Regions from separate parts of the Homo sapiens genome. Here region 2 is linked to region 1. Evidence: chromatin contacts called from ENCODE POLR2A ChIA-PET data. All regions are on one chromosome and are shown on one strand. The core of a region is the stretch at or near the end of the contact, and the rest is flanking DNA. Distances in the headings are between cores, read along the strand shown. Region 1 overlaps PDGFRA (platelet derived growth factor receptor alpha). Region 2 has its middle 67 kb from the start of LINC02260.

What was found. ChIA-PET counts read pairs that join two places held with the same protein, here RNA polymerase II (POLR2A).
Region 2: POLR2A ChIA-PET joins it to region 1 with 17 read pairs in activated T-cell. The contact joins two enhancer-like sites. POLR2A ChIA-PET finds 5 or more read pairs at or near these places in 2 of 52 experiments (BJ and activated T-cell).

The regions. Positions count from the first base shown.
Region 1 is chr4:54,274,882-54,282,115 of GRCh38, forward strand. PDGFRA (platelet derived growth factor receptor alpha) reads left to right here. Exons shown (of 23, transcript NM_006206.6): 12 at 1-92; 13 at 2,507-2,611; 14 at 3,015-3,125; 15 at 3,481-3,634; 16 at 5,435-5,601. Among named protein-coding and RNA genes, the nearest start is that of PDGFRA, 49 kb to the left of the region's middle. RefSeq lists enhancers at 3,275-3,798, 6,212-7,234. Within about 2 kb of position 3,035, at least 2 of the 41 ENCODE cell types and tissues checked have a DNase peak (open chromatin) inside an H3K27ac peak, as active enhancers do.
Region 2 is chr4:54,536,898-54,544,131 of GRCh38, forward strand. No RefSeq gene overlaps it. Among named protein-coding and RNA genes, the nearest start is that of LINC02260, 67 kb to the right of the region's middle. RefSeq lists an enhancer at 2,443-2,944 and a cis regulatory region at 5,590-6,201. Within about 2 kb of position 2,779, at least 3 of the 41 ENCODE cell types and tissues checked have a DNase peak (open chromatin) inside an H3K27ac peak, as active enhancers do.

The DNA of each region.
Region 1 (7,234 bases), core at 1,785-4,284:
CAGCCCAGATGGACATGAATATATTTATGTGGACCCGATGCAGCTGCCTTATGACTCAAGATGGGAGTTTCCAAGAGATGGACTAGTGCTTGGTAAGTTCCATGGGGTAACCTCCCAAGACTCCCTTTTCCCTTGCACACAACTTTACAATTTATAGGCCTTGGCAGAATAGAGATCTGAGCTTGTGCTTAGTAAGAACTAGGCAATGGAAATTTGCTTTCAGAAATACATTTCTGTCTTGACAGTAAGTTAATTGGATCATTGCAATGATTTTTTTAAATCTCTTTCCATAACAAATTATAGTTAAGGAAAATTTTACAAAGGGAGAAGAGAATATGAAGAGGGCTGGCAAAGATACCCACCAAAATTGCTTTTCTTTAGAAATGACACAAATTGAAAATGAATTTCTGTGACTAAAAATGAGCAGATGAGAAATGAATGAGGACAACCACAAAATGTATTTTGATTCAGTACATTCTGAAGATGCATTAGATACTCCTTTTTACATATTTGGAATATGGAATATAAAAATATAGGTACATTTTGAGGCAAAATATGTAAAAATAAGCAAGCCAACTTATCACAAGCATTTCAAGTATTTCAATCCTGGGCTGAGACCAAGTATATGAAGCTTTAGTCCAAGGGAGTATTTCTTTTTTAAATCACATTCCTAATGAATGAAAGCAAGACAAAGGCAAATGAAAGTAGAGGTAGAGGTTGTGTTATGATGAATGATCTAACAGTATATATGTTAAAGAATGCCAAATGCAGGTTTTAATTATCCACCGGTCTCATTGCAAAATACAGAAGAGTTTAAGTCTTCTTAGAGAGTTAGGTAAACTGAAATCAAGCAAGGCACCAGAGTGAAATCACCTTTGCAAAAATTGTAACTGAGGAAATTATGACAGTGAATGAGATATGACCTAACCAACTCCATTTTGCTTTAGCCTCCAAGTTGTCCTTGTTCCTTCCTGGGCATAGGCCGAACTAACTTTGAGAGGAACTTAGTTTATAGTTTGACTTTGAAAAAAAGACAATAATAGCCCTTTGCCAAAACAAACCCTCTTTTTCCCTGGGAACTAGACTGCCTTTGCGGGACTAACGAATTAGCTACAAGATTAGAAAGTATGGTTTAGGGGTCACTGTTGTAAAACCTGAGGTCAGTGCTTGAGATATTTTGGAGACCCTGTATTTCGATGCACCAGCTGACACCACCCAGGTCAATAAACTGGCTCATCTGATCTTGGGGCCCCTACCTAGGAACTGACTCAGTGCAAGAGGACAGCATCAGCTCCCTATAATTTCATCTTTGACCCAACCAATCAGCACTCCCCTTTTCACCCCCTACCCACCAAATCATCCTTAAAAACCCCATTCCCCCAGTTTCAGAGACACTGATTTGAGTAATAGCAGAATAGTAGAAATTCCCCCAGTTTCAGAGACACTGATTCGAGTAATAGTAGTAATAGTAGAATAGGTCTCCCGTACAGCTGGCTCTGTGTGAATTAAACCCTTTTTCTATTGCAATTCCCCTGTCTTGGTAAATCGGCTCTGTCTAGGCAGCGGACAAGGAGAATCCATGGGGCGGTTATAAGAGCTGCCCCCCAATTTCAAATATTTATATCTAAGCTTTCTTTATTTTCCTGCCTATTTCCCAACAAGGGATGAGGAGCTTAGGGAGTTAAAAAGTAGTAAAATATGGGGAAAAGGGCATAATTCCCATTATACCAAGAGGCATTGCTGGTGAAGCAATACCTTTCCAGGTACGATTTTCAGTAACACAGACGTGCAGTAAGAGGCAGTGTTGGCTGTTAGTGTCTTTTATGAGCCAAGTCTTTTCCTGGCTTGGCTATCCGTGGTGAGACTGACACCCCGGGAAATGTTTCTCTCAGGGTGAGCTCTTTCAGGGTGGGACAACAGCTTCAGTGTCTTTACGTATGTCTCCTCCCAACATGAAGCTAATTGCTGTGCTCTCGGGCATGTTTAGCTCTTGGTAGAGTGGCTTTCCTAACAAATAGGGAGCAGTGAGCCCAGCCTGAAGTTTTTATTTAGTCACTCCTTAGAATCAGTGATATTTTGAATACTGAAGTATTTCCAGTGGCTAGTAATTTACTAAGACAAAAGATGCCCCTGTTTGCATATGGAAAACAGAAGGGGAGAGAGCCAGGAGGTGTGGGTGAGAGCCCCGAAGGCAAGAGGATCCCAGGGGCTGGCCCAGCACGGAGCTGGTAGACAGCGCGCTCACACCAGGGAGGGCTGCACCCTCCTTTCTCCCGTCTGTGTTTTCTTTCCCTTGCAAGTGTTATTCGACAAAAGCAATTATGCTAATTTCCTTCCCTGTGGGCTCAATTCCTTTTTTGACACGATGACTTGGAGGAGTCATTATGATTACTCCAAACAGGAAAGACACTCGCCCAGCTGTCCGCCCGCAGAGAGCTGGCTACGGTGCAGAAAGCTGAGGAGGCGTCTGGAGTTTTTGGGTGTTAATGATTCTGCCTGCCCACAGGTCGGGTCTTGGGGTCTGGAGCGTTTGGGAAGGTGGTTGAAGGAACAGCCTATGGATTAAGCCGGTCCCAACCTGTCATGAAAGTTGCAGTGAAGATGCTAAAACGTAAGTGCTCCTTCCTGGGGATTTTTTGAGCACGGGGATTTTTTGAGCATGGGGATATTAAGGGAATTTCTCAAAATCATGCAGCTAGTAAATAAGACATTTAGGACTAGGTCCTGATTATTTTGACTCCAGGTTTTATGTGTATTTAGATTAGGTTTATTTAGATTGCTCTTGCTGCCTGTATGTTGGAAAATTAAGAGCTTGTTATTTCCAGTGACTTCTTTTTACTAGAAAGACCAGGAATTAGTTATTAGCACTGAGGCCAAGTAGCTATCTGCTTCTTTTAGACTTCTGGTAAATAGAATGATATCCAATCACAGGATTAGTCATATTCTTGGTTTTTTTCTGAGAACAGGAAGTTGGTAGCTCAGCTGGACTGATATGTGATTTATTCTTTCAACAGCCACGGCCAGATCCAGTGAAAAACAAGCTCTCATGTCTGAACTGAAGATAATGACTCACCTGGGGCCACATTTGAACATTGTAAACTTGCTGGGAGCCTGCACCAAGTCAGGTGGGCTCACTGACCTGGAGTGAGGATTTTCACTGGACACATGTGGTTGTGAAAACTGTTCAATCAGGCTTAAATCCTCCACTCTCCATCCCCACACATGGCAGGGAATAGAAGTCCCTTGAATGGAGCTGACTGGTCCCTTGAATTGATGGAAGCTCATTGGTTTTTGAGCAAAATCTGTTGCCAGTCCAGTCATAGCCATTCATGGCTCTTTATTAAAAAAAAAAAAAAAAAAAAAAAAAAAAAACTTTTTTGGTATCTTATTTTTTTCTGTGCCATATGGTCTGCAGGACAATTCATGGCTTTTCTGTTCTTCATTTTCATACCCATCTCCTAACGGCTTTTGTCCCCATAGGCCCCATTTACATCATCACAGAGTATTGCTTCTATGGAGATTTGGTCAACTATTTGCATAAGAATAGGGATAGCTTCCTGAGCCACCACCCAGAGAAGCCAAAGAAAGAGCTGGATATCTTTGGATTGAACCCTGCTGATGAAAGCACACGGAGGTGGGTGCAAAGAGAGATGTTGCTGTCTATCATTATCTTACAGGCATCACAAATGGAAAGACCCATGTCCTGATAGATATCATGTCTGCAGATTCAGTGCCCAAGGTAGCAAGACTTAGAGTCAAACCACCCTGTCCAGTCTTTCCATGGTCATGCAGAGAGATGCATGATGTCTAAAGGTGTTTTGGACTGGGGTGTCACATGGGAAGGCCTTGCTGATAGGTTTGAATGAGAGTGAGTTAGAATGACTCTGGGAGCTCTTCTGCTATTTACATGTGATCCACTTAGACCTATAAAATGCAGCTCTGGCCAGGGATGCTTGAGTTCTGGAACCTTGCAAGAACTGTCTGTGGATCTCCAAGCTCGAGGTCCTTGCTGAACCTGGACCTATAAATGACGTCAATGATAGTGATCCCTACTGCAGAAATCTACAAGTGGCTATAAAGAACTCTGTAGGTAAGAAATTCTGTAAGATCAGAAAGTACAATGAATTCACTTCATAATAAATTACTTGGTGGACACCAAATGGGTGCTAAATTGATTGGGTAGAAGGAATTGTATGCCCAAGCCACATGGCCACACGGCTCAAGTTCCAACCAAGGCTTGTGAGTTGAAAAACTGAGAAAGAATAATGACAGACTTAACGTAGTGAATTCTTCAAACTTTAAGTGTAATGGACTTACAGGTCCATGGGAGCACAGCCCCACTGTCTTAGATGTGGCTCTTCAGGATGTGCGGGCTCCTGCTAAGGATGTGCAGGGAACTGGCTCTGAAAACAAGTGAACAGTAGTCATCATGGCAGCTGACATTTGTGGAGTCCTTTGTATGTGCCAGGTGCCATGACAAATATTCCGCTAGTCTTTCCCATCTTTGTCAGTGGGATCCATTCTACGTCTTCTGAAAAGTGCTTCCTTGACCCCCAGATCAAGTCATTTTCCTTACAAGCTATTGAAACCTTTCTTCCTTCACAACACAGCTGAGTTTGAGTTGATCTGTGTATTTATTTTGTTTTTTACATTTCTTTTTTTCCCTATTTAAAAAATTTTTTTATTTCCATAGGTTTTTGGGGAACAAGTGGTATTTGGTTACATGAGTAAATTCTTCAGTGGTGATTTGTGAGATTTTGGTGCACCCATCACTGGAGCAGTATACACTGAACCCAGTTTGTAGTCTTTTATCCCTCACCTGCCTCTCAATTTTTCCCCGAGTCCCCAAGTCCATTGTGTCATTCTTATGCCTTTGCATCCTCATAGCTTAGCTCTCACTTATGAGTGAGAACGTACGATGTTTGGTTTCCATTTCTGAGTTACTTCACTTAGAATAATAGTCTCTAATCCCATCCAGGTTGCTGCAAAAGCCATTAATTCATTCCTTTTTATAGCTGAGTTACATATATATATATATATATGCACACCTACACATACATATGTATAGATACACTGCAGTTTCTTTATCCACTCCTTGATTGATGGGCATTTGGGGTTGGTTCCACATTTTTTCAATATGTGAATTGTGCTGCTATAAACATGTGTGTGCAAGTATCTTTTTAGTATGACTTCCTTTCCTCTGGTAGATACCCAGTAGTGGAATTGCTGTGATGCATGTATTTGTGCGACTATTTGATTAATGCTCATTTCCTTGACTAGATCACCTCATGTGAAAGGTATGGATTGGTTTTGCTTTTACCCAGTTAGCTCCCATGCCTACCTCAGTACCTGGCACATAATCATCATCTACTGAAAGTGGAATGACCACTTCAGAAGGGCACCCTGGGTAAGATTTCTCTTTCTGTTTTTACAGCTATGTTATTTTATCTTTTGAAAACAATGGTGACTACATGGACATGAAGCAGGCTGATACTACACAGTATGTCCCCATGCTAGAAAGGAAAGAGGTTTCTAAATATTCCGACATCCAGAGATCACTCTATGATCGTCCAGCCTCATATAAGAAGAAATCTATGTTAGGTAAAAGTGTCTATACTCACTCTGGGTGTTGGGACTTTCCAGTGGTTTAATATGATACTTAAAGTATTTAGAGGGAAGTGTATAGGGATGGTAAGTGAACCTGGCAGCCCACGTGGTCTCTAAATGCAGGTCTGCACAACCAGTTCTGTGACATGTTTCCAGGTTTGTGGCCTGTAAATTGAAAAGAATAAAAGCTGACAATGTAACAAATTTTTTAAACTTTAAATTTAATAGTTTTAAAGAATTTTCTTGGTGTGTTCCTGCAGTAAACATTTTTTAAAAAAAATAATTATTTATTCTGATATAATGAACTTCCTTTTTTATTGCTGTCTTTTTCTTTTTTAATGAAAATATGGTGATTGATTTTTTTTAATGCCCTTACTTGGCAGAATTACAAGTTGGCTGTCTTATGTTGGTTCCTCACCTTGCTTTTTTTCCCTTAAGTTTTAGAAGTCTCTGATGTCTATGAGTTCAGTAACCCTTGCTTTTACTTTTCCTAACATTCAATTTGTGATAGGAACTCTAGAGTAGATAATTTGCAGTTATATTTTCTGGACCAGTGTTTCTGTTGAATGTATTTTGAAGGTGGGTCTATCTGTTTTTCAAGTACATGAATATGTGGCAGGGTTAAATTGATTTATAAACTCCAGGGAGTCCAGCTGATGCCCAGACCAGATGGATCACTTCACATCTGCTCAGGGTGGTTCCTCCAGAGCCCTGAACTGGTCACAGACATGAAGCTGGAAGTCTGACATTGGCTTGTCCTGTGAGCTTGCCTTTTTGGGTCTGAGCCTTCCCATTAGTCAATGCAAAAAAGTGTTGAGCTGCCCTGGACATTGTTTTGGAAATTATTGATGTGCTCTGAATGTTTTCAGGTTCTTAAGTGAAAGGTACAATCCATTTAAAAAAGAATGTGTTTGTTTTGCAAAGCTCAGTACACAATATTTTCCATTTCTGCGGTTCCAAGTTCCATTCACTTCTCATTGCCAAATGGGTGAACTTCCAAGCGCTTTTAAAAGATTAGCCAGTGAGAGTTATCGGAACCAGTACTTCCTCTCCCCTCCCATATTGTTAAAAATAGTTTACATTGCTTCCCAGGCTGGGCTGGTGGAGTTGGCACGAGATGTCAGAGGAACCTGAGTCATGCTCAGGCCCAAGCCCTGTTGGCAGGCAGACCACTGCTTTCTGGCCTTCCGTGACTATCTGAAAAAAATCGTGAATGGCTAGAGCTACTCTTCACTTGCTGAACATTTTCAAAAAGAATTGAGAACTTCTGGATTAAATTGCCTTCTTCCTCGAAAACCCTGGGACCCTTCCAGATGGGACTAACTGGGGAAAGTGGACAAGTTACAAACAAAGAAACTCAAAGGAAAGTCATTGGCACTGATCTCTAAGATGCTATCACATGTGATTGGTGGTTGATTTTATTAACAAATTATAAGCAAAGTACTACAAAGGTGGCTTTAAAAAGAAAATAAAGCAATTCACAGAAACTACTTTTTCATGTAGCTTGTATGTGTGCTCCATGTATTTCATCATGGAAGATTTTAGTGTGTGTTTATGTGTATGTGTGTTTTAAAGGTAGCTGAGATGATTTGCTAATTATGGTTGAAAAAAAGAAATTTAGGAGGTA
Region 2 (7,234 bases), core at 1,529-4,028, 260 kb after region 1:
TACCTGCAATGAAATACTGGAACGCAAAAGTGATACAAGTCACTTCTTCTCTCAACCCACCGGCTAGAGCTAGTCATGTGGCTCCAAATAGCTTCAATAAAACAAACAGTAGAATTCTCTCATGTGTCCAAGGGAAAGAAGAACTAGATATAGGTGAGCACCAGAAGTCTCACACCCAGGAAAAGGCTAAATCATATATCCATGCTATGGAATACTATACAGCTATTTAAAAGCATTAGGCAGATCTATATTTAGTGATTTTTTAAAAAAGATCTAAGACTTCAATAAGCAAATATCTTAAGCAACTTGATCTCCCTTATATTAAAAATATGTTTATATATATTTGTATGTGTGCAAATGAATAGCAAAAGGTTTATGTAGAATGATACAGTCCAACAGTGGTTATCTGGGAGCAAGGAGTTGATTGGAGGAAGACTCAGATGAAGGGGACTTTCAAGTTTCCCTGTGTATTCTTCTGCATTGTTTACCTCTTTTAAAATGAAATTGTATTCACATAATTTAAATTGCTTTTACATTTGTAAAAAGTAAGTAAACACATCTGGAAACCTATCTCCTCTAGCAGCTCTTTAATAGGCTTTGAGATTTTTTTTTCCAAAAATGCAAATATATAAATTTTAGCAAAATAGTTGCCTGTATTTTGTTGTCATAGCCAGAGGCACTTAGTCACAGAAAGGACTTAGAATATATCATTATCTTCAGTCTATACCCTGGAAACAGAATCTGACTCTGAATTGTTGGCACATGTCTGCTGGGCAGTTAGGAGCAATACCCATGAGTGGTGACAGAAGCCAGCCTGGACACCGAGAGAGACTGAACCGTCACATAGTCACAATGGAGGCCTCGGTGGATCGGATTGACCACTCTGACCTTCAGAATTGCTCTGCCTTGAGGCAACTGCCCCATCCCCATCCAGCAGCTCTTACTTAGCTGGGGCTGCCCCAGGGTGTGGGTGTGACAGTGACCAAGGACCTCCCAGAGAGGACTAAGCTGGATGCACTTCAGCCACCAACACAGACAGCAACTGGGGCAATGAGAGTCCCAGCTTGAAGCGGGGATCTGGACTGTTCTTCACCAAGGATCCCACTACCATCACATCCCCAACTTCACCCAGAGAGTGATAGTTTAACTAATGGCATAGCAAGAGCCCAACCTGGGGAGTAGAAAACTGGGCCTTACCTAGCACATAGCATACATTCAGCAAGTATTTGTTTGATGAACAAATGAATGGCGCTATCCTTGGACCAGGCTCACAGAAGCCTGAGGAGCCTGTGAGAGTGGATCAGGGAATAGGATCCCTAAAGCAGAGTCTCCATGCATTGCAGAAACAAATCCAGGTGAGTCTGGACCTCAGACTCTCTAGGCCTCACCCTTTTGATTTCTCACATTATTCTCACAGGCATGGAAGGAGGGAAGACCTGGAGGTTGCAAGAGGCTGATAAGCCAGCCTGTGATCATCCAGGCTTCCAGCTCCTCCTCTTCCCCTTCCTTCCATCTGCCCCATCTGGTCATTTCTCTGCTCCTCAGCACTTTCTTCTAAGGGCATCCATGGGAAGAAGGAGATAAAGCTCTAGACAGATGCTGTGCCACTGGAGGGTAGCCCTGGAGAAAATATTACAGCTATTAAAGGAGAGTTGGCTCCTATTGACTCCTAAGACACCAGCTAATTATTGGTTAAAATGGGTTGAAGTCCTTGGAATGTTCTAGGCCAGGGCTTCTGAAACTTAAATGTGAATACAAACCATCTGTGTGTCTTTTAAAAATGCATATTCTGATTTAGAAGGTCTGCAGCAAAGCAAAGTTTAGTTTTTTTGTTTGTTTGTTTTTATTTTGAGATATTTTCTCACTCTGTCACCCAGGCTGGAGTGCAGTGACGGGATCTCAGCTCACTGCAACCTCCACCCCCCAGGTTCAAGTGATTCTTGTGCCTCAGCCTCCTCAGTAGCTGGGATTAAAGGCACTGGCCAACACCCCTGGCTAATTTTTGTATTTTTAATAGAGACAGGGTTTCACCATGTTGGCCAGACTGGTCTCGAACTCCTGGCCTCAAGTGATCCTCCTGCCTCCCATAGTGCTGAGATTACAGGCATAAGCCACCACGCCTGGCCAAGATTCTACATTTCTAACAAGCTCCCAGATAATGGATGATTCCTATGCTGCAGGTCCAGGGACTACACTTTGATTAGCTGAGGCCTTAGAGAAGGAGAATACAGATATGTGTCACTGACTTAAGAGTCAAAATTATATATCATCATCACCACCTGACCACTAACACCTTGTTGTGCTAAATGCTTTGAACACTTTTTCTCACTTGATTTTTAAAGAGCCCTCAAAATAGCTATTATAGCCATGCCCCATTTACAGAAGGAAGAAGTGAGACCAGGGATCCTTAGTGACCAGCTAGCATGTGGTAAAGCCAGCACTGCAACACAAGTCCATCAGAGTCCTGGTCCTGGGTTCTTCACCACTTCACAGGAGAGAGAGCATAGCTTTGAAGCAGTCTCTTCTGTGATTATGTCTTCTTGGAGGGACCTCGGCTGGGCCCCAGCTTGCTAAGAAGAGAAAGCCACTGGAGTCTTTGTGTCGTCTCTAGACAGGGAGATGATGACGGTTCGCGGAATAGCTAATAGTGGATCAGCCGCTTGTGCTTAGCTGCTTCCCTGGTGCTTCGGGCAGCATCTTCCAGCTAAAGGAAGGGCTCCACGCTGAGCCATCCAGAGGATTCCTGGCTGCAAGTCCCTGGCCGGCAGGGCGGCCACTGAGCGGTCATCAAGGGCGCAGCGCTGAGCCCTGGCATGGAAACGCCGCCTCCGCCACGCCCACGTCCCCAGGCTCAGCTGCATGCTCATTGCACAGGGTCGCTGCACTGAGCTCAGCTGAGAGATTGCTTAGCTCAGCTTTGAAATCCAACCTAAATTCACCCCCTGGGCCTGCAGACACTCTGGCCAGATGCTCTTCCCCAACCAGAGCTGGGTAATAGAAGGTGACAGGCTGAACGCGGGGACTTGGGGGCGTGGCTGAGCGGCTGACAGCTAAGAGCTCTTCTCCCCAAACGCTGGACGCTGAAGGCTGAAGGCTGGAGCTGCGTTCCTGCGCTTTTTGAGGTGCACAGCTGCAGGATGGGGGTTCAGATATGCACCCAGGGGGATCAGGAATTTCATCTCTTTTTCTGGCCTAAATGTTCCAGTGTCTTCACATGCGGGGAGTTTATTTGCCGTAGGTAGCTCCTACTCCCTTGAGGAGGGAAAGGATCCCACCCGCATCTTCAGAGTCCACTGCCACAAACCCTGACAGAGTTATGGCTAATTTCTTAAGGTGGAAACAAATTGAGGTAATACTGGTGACTAAATGAATAAATAAAAATACACATTTCCGGCCGGGCGCGGTGGCTCACGCCTGTAATCCCAGCACTTTGGGAGGCCGAGGCGGGCGGATCACGAGGTCAGGAGATCGAGACCATCCCGGCTAAAACGGTGAAACCCCGTCTCTACTAAAAATACAAAAAATTAGCCGGGCGTAGTGGCGGGCGCCTGTAGTCCCAGCTACTTGGGAGGCTGAGGCAGGAGAATGGCGTGAACCCGGGAGGCGGAGCTTGCAGTGAGCCGAGATCCCGCCACTGCACTCCAGCCTGGGCGACAGAGCGAGACTCCGTCTCAAAAAAAAAAAAAAAAAAATACACATTTCCTAGACAAAATGTTTTCCATTTAGCCCCTACCCCATCCCCAATCCATATAGCACCTTGTGAAAATTAGCAAAAGTGTCCGTTTTGGGACCAGGCAGCAAATGGGGAAAGGACAGCCAAGTGGGAGGACACAAATAGTCATAGGGCTCCTGGCTTGGTGAGTAGAGCGTGGCCTAGCTTTCAGCACTAGTTTGCCCCCTCAGATGGTGCCCTTGTGCAGTGAGCAACAGCTACAACCATACCAGGTGACTGATCTTCCTTTCCTCCTTCCTTCCTTTTCGTCAATTGCTTATTGAATACTTCCTCTGTGTTTCCTGTTCCCTGACCCTCCCCTTCACACCTCCCCACTGTGTAGGTAAGGAAAACCTAAAGATAAATAGGACATAAAGAGGCTTATGGTACAATGGGGGAGGTGGACATGTAAACAGATAAACCATTAGGATTTCTGATATCTAAGACTGCACAATTTATACATGTCTAAAATTAGGGAACCTGGCTGATTCATACGATTCATACCAGGAATAAGAGCCTGGGAACTTACTTCCTTAAAGACCAGTGCCCAGTGGGGGATGCTTAGAAGTGTCACTGTACAACATTTGCTGTCCAGAATCCTGACTTTTCAGAAAGAGACATGGACAATATTAACAGGGAAGAGGCCTTTGCTCTTCAAGCACCTTGATGGGTTTGCAACGGCACCTTTGAGAGGAGGCTGTATTTGTCTGCTTTATTTAAAGGGGGAAGTTTGAAGTAGAGGTGGTGGGGGCACTGGAGTAGGAAAGGAGTAAGAATGGCAGGATCCTGCATGGACAAAAGGCTGGAGAAAAATCTCCATGGAGGATGAATTTGTAAGTTATATCTGCTATGAGCAGTGCTGTTAAAATATTTACTCCGTAACACTCCCCACCCCCCAGATCCACTCATTATCTCGAACTGCCTGGGGTAAAAGGAGGAGATCAAGGAAGAATCTGGATCCTTTAAAAATGTCATGGGTCAAAACCGTAGGAGCTAGAGGCAAAGAAAACCATGAGAATATAAATCCATGACTATTCACACAACTACTGGGGAAGTCTTTGGATATTTTTCAGGCCACGGAATTAAGGATTCAGGGGAATTTCAGGCAGCTCCCAAGGAGTAGGGAGGCCCCAGATGCTATCTACATTGGAGCAATAATATCCGTGAAATTGTTGGTCATATTTTCAACTCAGGGTCCTGGTCCTGTTCAAATGCTTACAGCAGCAAGGGAGATAAAGGAGTAAAGCAGGCTGGATGTGAGACAGCAGGGAGTGGTAGGCGCTGCAGCAAGCTGTAGGGTGCAAGTCCTATCGGAAGGAGACAATTGCCTCCCAGCTCCAGCGGAGTGTTGCCTTGCAAGAATGCAAGCCCAGTGTTGCCAGATAGTCCACATTTTAAGAGAAGCCAGAAATGCAAATGTTTCAGAAAAACCTCGTTTTTGAAAAATGTTAACTAATTCAGAAAATATTTTCAAACTTCAAGGGTCAAACAAAAGATGTCTCGTGATGTATGTGGTTTCTAATTTAGAAGACAGAACAAATACAGGGATAAGATTCATTTTCAAAACAAGTAAAGAAATGAATGGCATTTAAGTGAGATATGATAGGAAAAGCTCTGATTCATGCATCTTAAATCCAGGGCTTTCGGCTCTGCTTGACTACTATTTGTCTGTATGTTTACAATGAAATAATTTATAATGTCGTGGCCTTCATCTCTTTATCCATAAAATGAAGGCATTAAATCTGACACTTTTTTTAGACTTGGAGATGTGATGATTGAGGGGGCAGAAAGAAAGTGTAAGCAGTGGAAAAATGAGCCCTGGGTGTGTTTCAAAATGTGTTGAATTCATTGACATTTATTATGTGTCTGCAAGGTACATTGCCTTGATCATGGAATTCTTGCTTACTGTGAAAAAGTAAGCATAAACTCAAAAAGCACCTTAATTATTTTGCCTACCTGAGAACAATGCTTTCAAAGAAGTGGGAGAAGAGCCTCCCCCAACTGGAAGCTGTGTTACTGACACTATCAGCAGGTGAGTTACAGAGTCTGTCAGCAACGATAAGAGCACTGGCGTATTTCCTATTCAGACTGACGCTGCACTGAGACAGGAACCTAACTGATGTTTGTTCAATAATACCAAGATATGTCACAGAATCTGTGGGGGTGTCCGGTATCTTTTGTCAGCTTAGACTCAAACCCTGGAGAAAATATGTTGCAGACTGTTGCAGATGTTCTGAGATTAAATGATGTTTTCCTGAAAATGCATGAGGCATGGTCTACCGGTTTGCCTATTGGCAAACCGCCTCTTGCTGCCATCAAGACCCCACCCCCTCCCCCAGGCCATTCTGAAAAAGCAGAGCTGCCTCTAGGCCTTTCAGCTTTACCCTGAACCTCAAGACACTCCCACATTCTTCAGGGATTTGGGGATGGGTGGGTGGGTCTTATGATCCCAAAAGGATGGGATAGGGGAGAAGTGGGGTGGGTGGGAGGATGAGAGGTAGATGCAAAAAGATGGGTGGGGAAGAGAGGACCTAAACACAGTGCTGAGATCGAGTAATTTTAGGAGGCAGTACTGTTTGTGGAACATTTCATTCTTTATAGCTACTGTCACATTCTAGTCATTAGACTGCATTTACTTGTGGGTTGTAGAAATTACTTCCCATGGGAAACTAAAGCAATTCCTTCTTCAAAGGATGCTTTGTTTTCTAAGAGAAGAAAGTAAAGCCTATGACAGTGCAGCCAACTATGTAACCTACATTCCCTGCTAAGCCACTCTTGGTTGAAGTTCACTGTTTAGCATGACCACATAAAGAAGTAACCAAGAAATGATGATGATGACGATGATAATGATAATAATAGCTAGCATGTACTGAGCATCTTCTATATGCCAAGCCCTGAACTGAACCTTTATTTATGTGTTTTAATCCCTATAGAAACCCTGGCTATTATCATTAGCCCCATTTTACAGATGAGAAAACTGAGGCTTAAAGAAGCTATATGTGCTCACGATAACACAGCTAGGACTTAAACCTGATCTGCTCTGCTCTGAAGTCCATTCTTACAGGCACTGACCTCTGAATGTACCACATTTGGCTGAGAAGTCCTTTGTCATTTCTGACATAGAATCTCTCCTAGCAAAAACTTCAGGAATAAGGAGTGAATGAAACAGGAGTGCACAAAACAGAGAGTGGTATATCTGAAACTGGAGAAGTCCATGTGAATTTCAGTTTTAATCAATTACATCCATTAGGTGACAGCTGCTTCCCTTCTGCCCTCCAGGTGCCTGCACCTAGAGCTTAAAACATCTGCAAATTAAAGTGAGACTGTGCTGCTGTCCGAGGAAATGAGAGCAGCAGCTTCTGCTCTCTGCGGCCTCTGCCAGCCCAAATCCCATTCTTGCCTTGTTAGCATTTATATAAGACCTCTGGCTGCAGCACCAATCTACTGTACCTCCCTGCCCTGCGTATTCTCATTTTGATTAGTTACAGTGGAGCTGTAATAACTGGCTTCATTTCTTCCCTT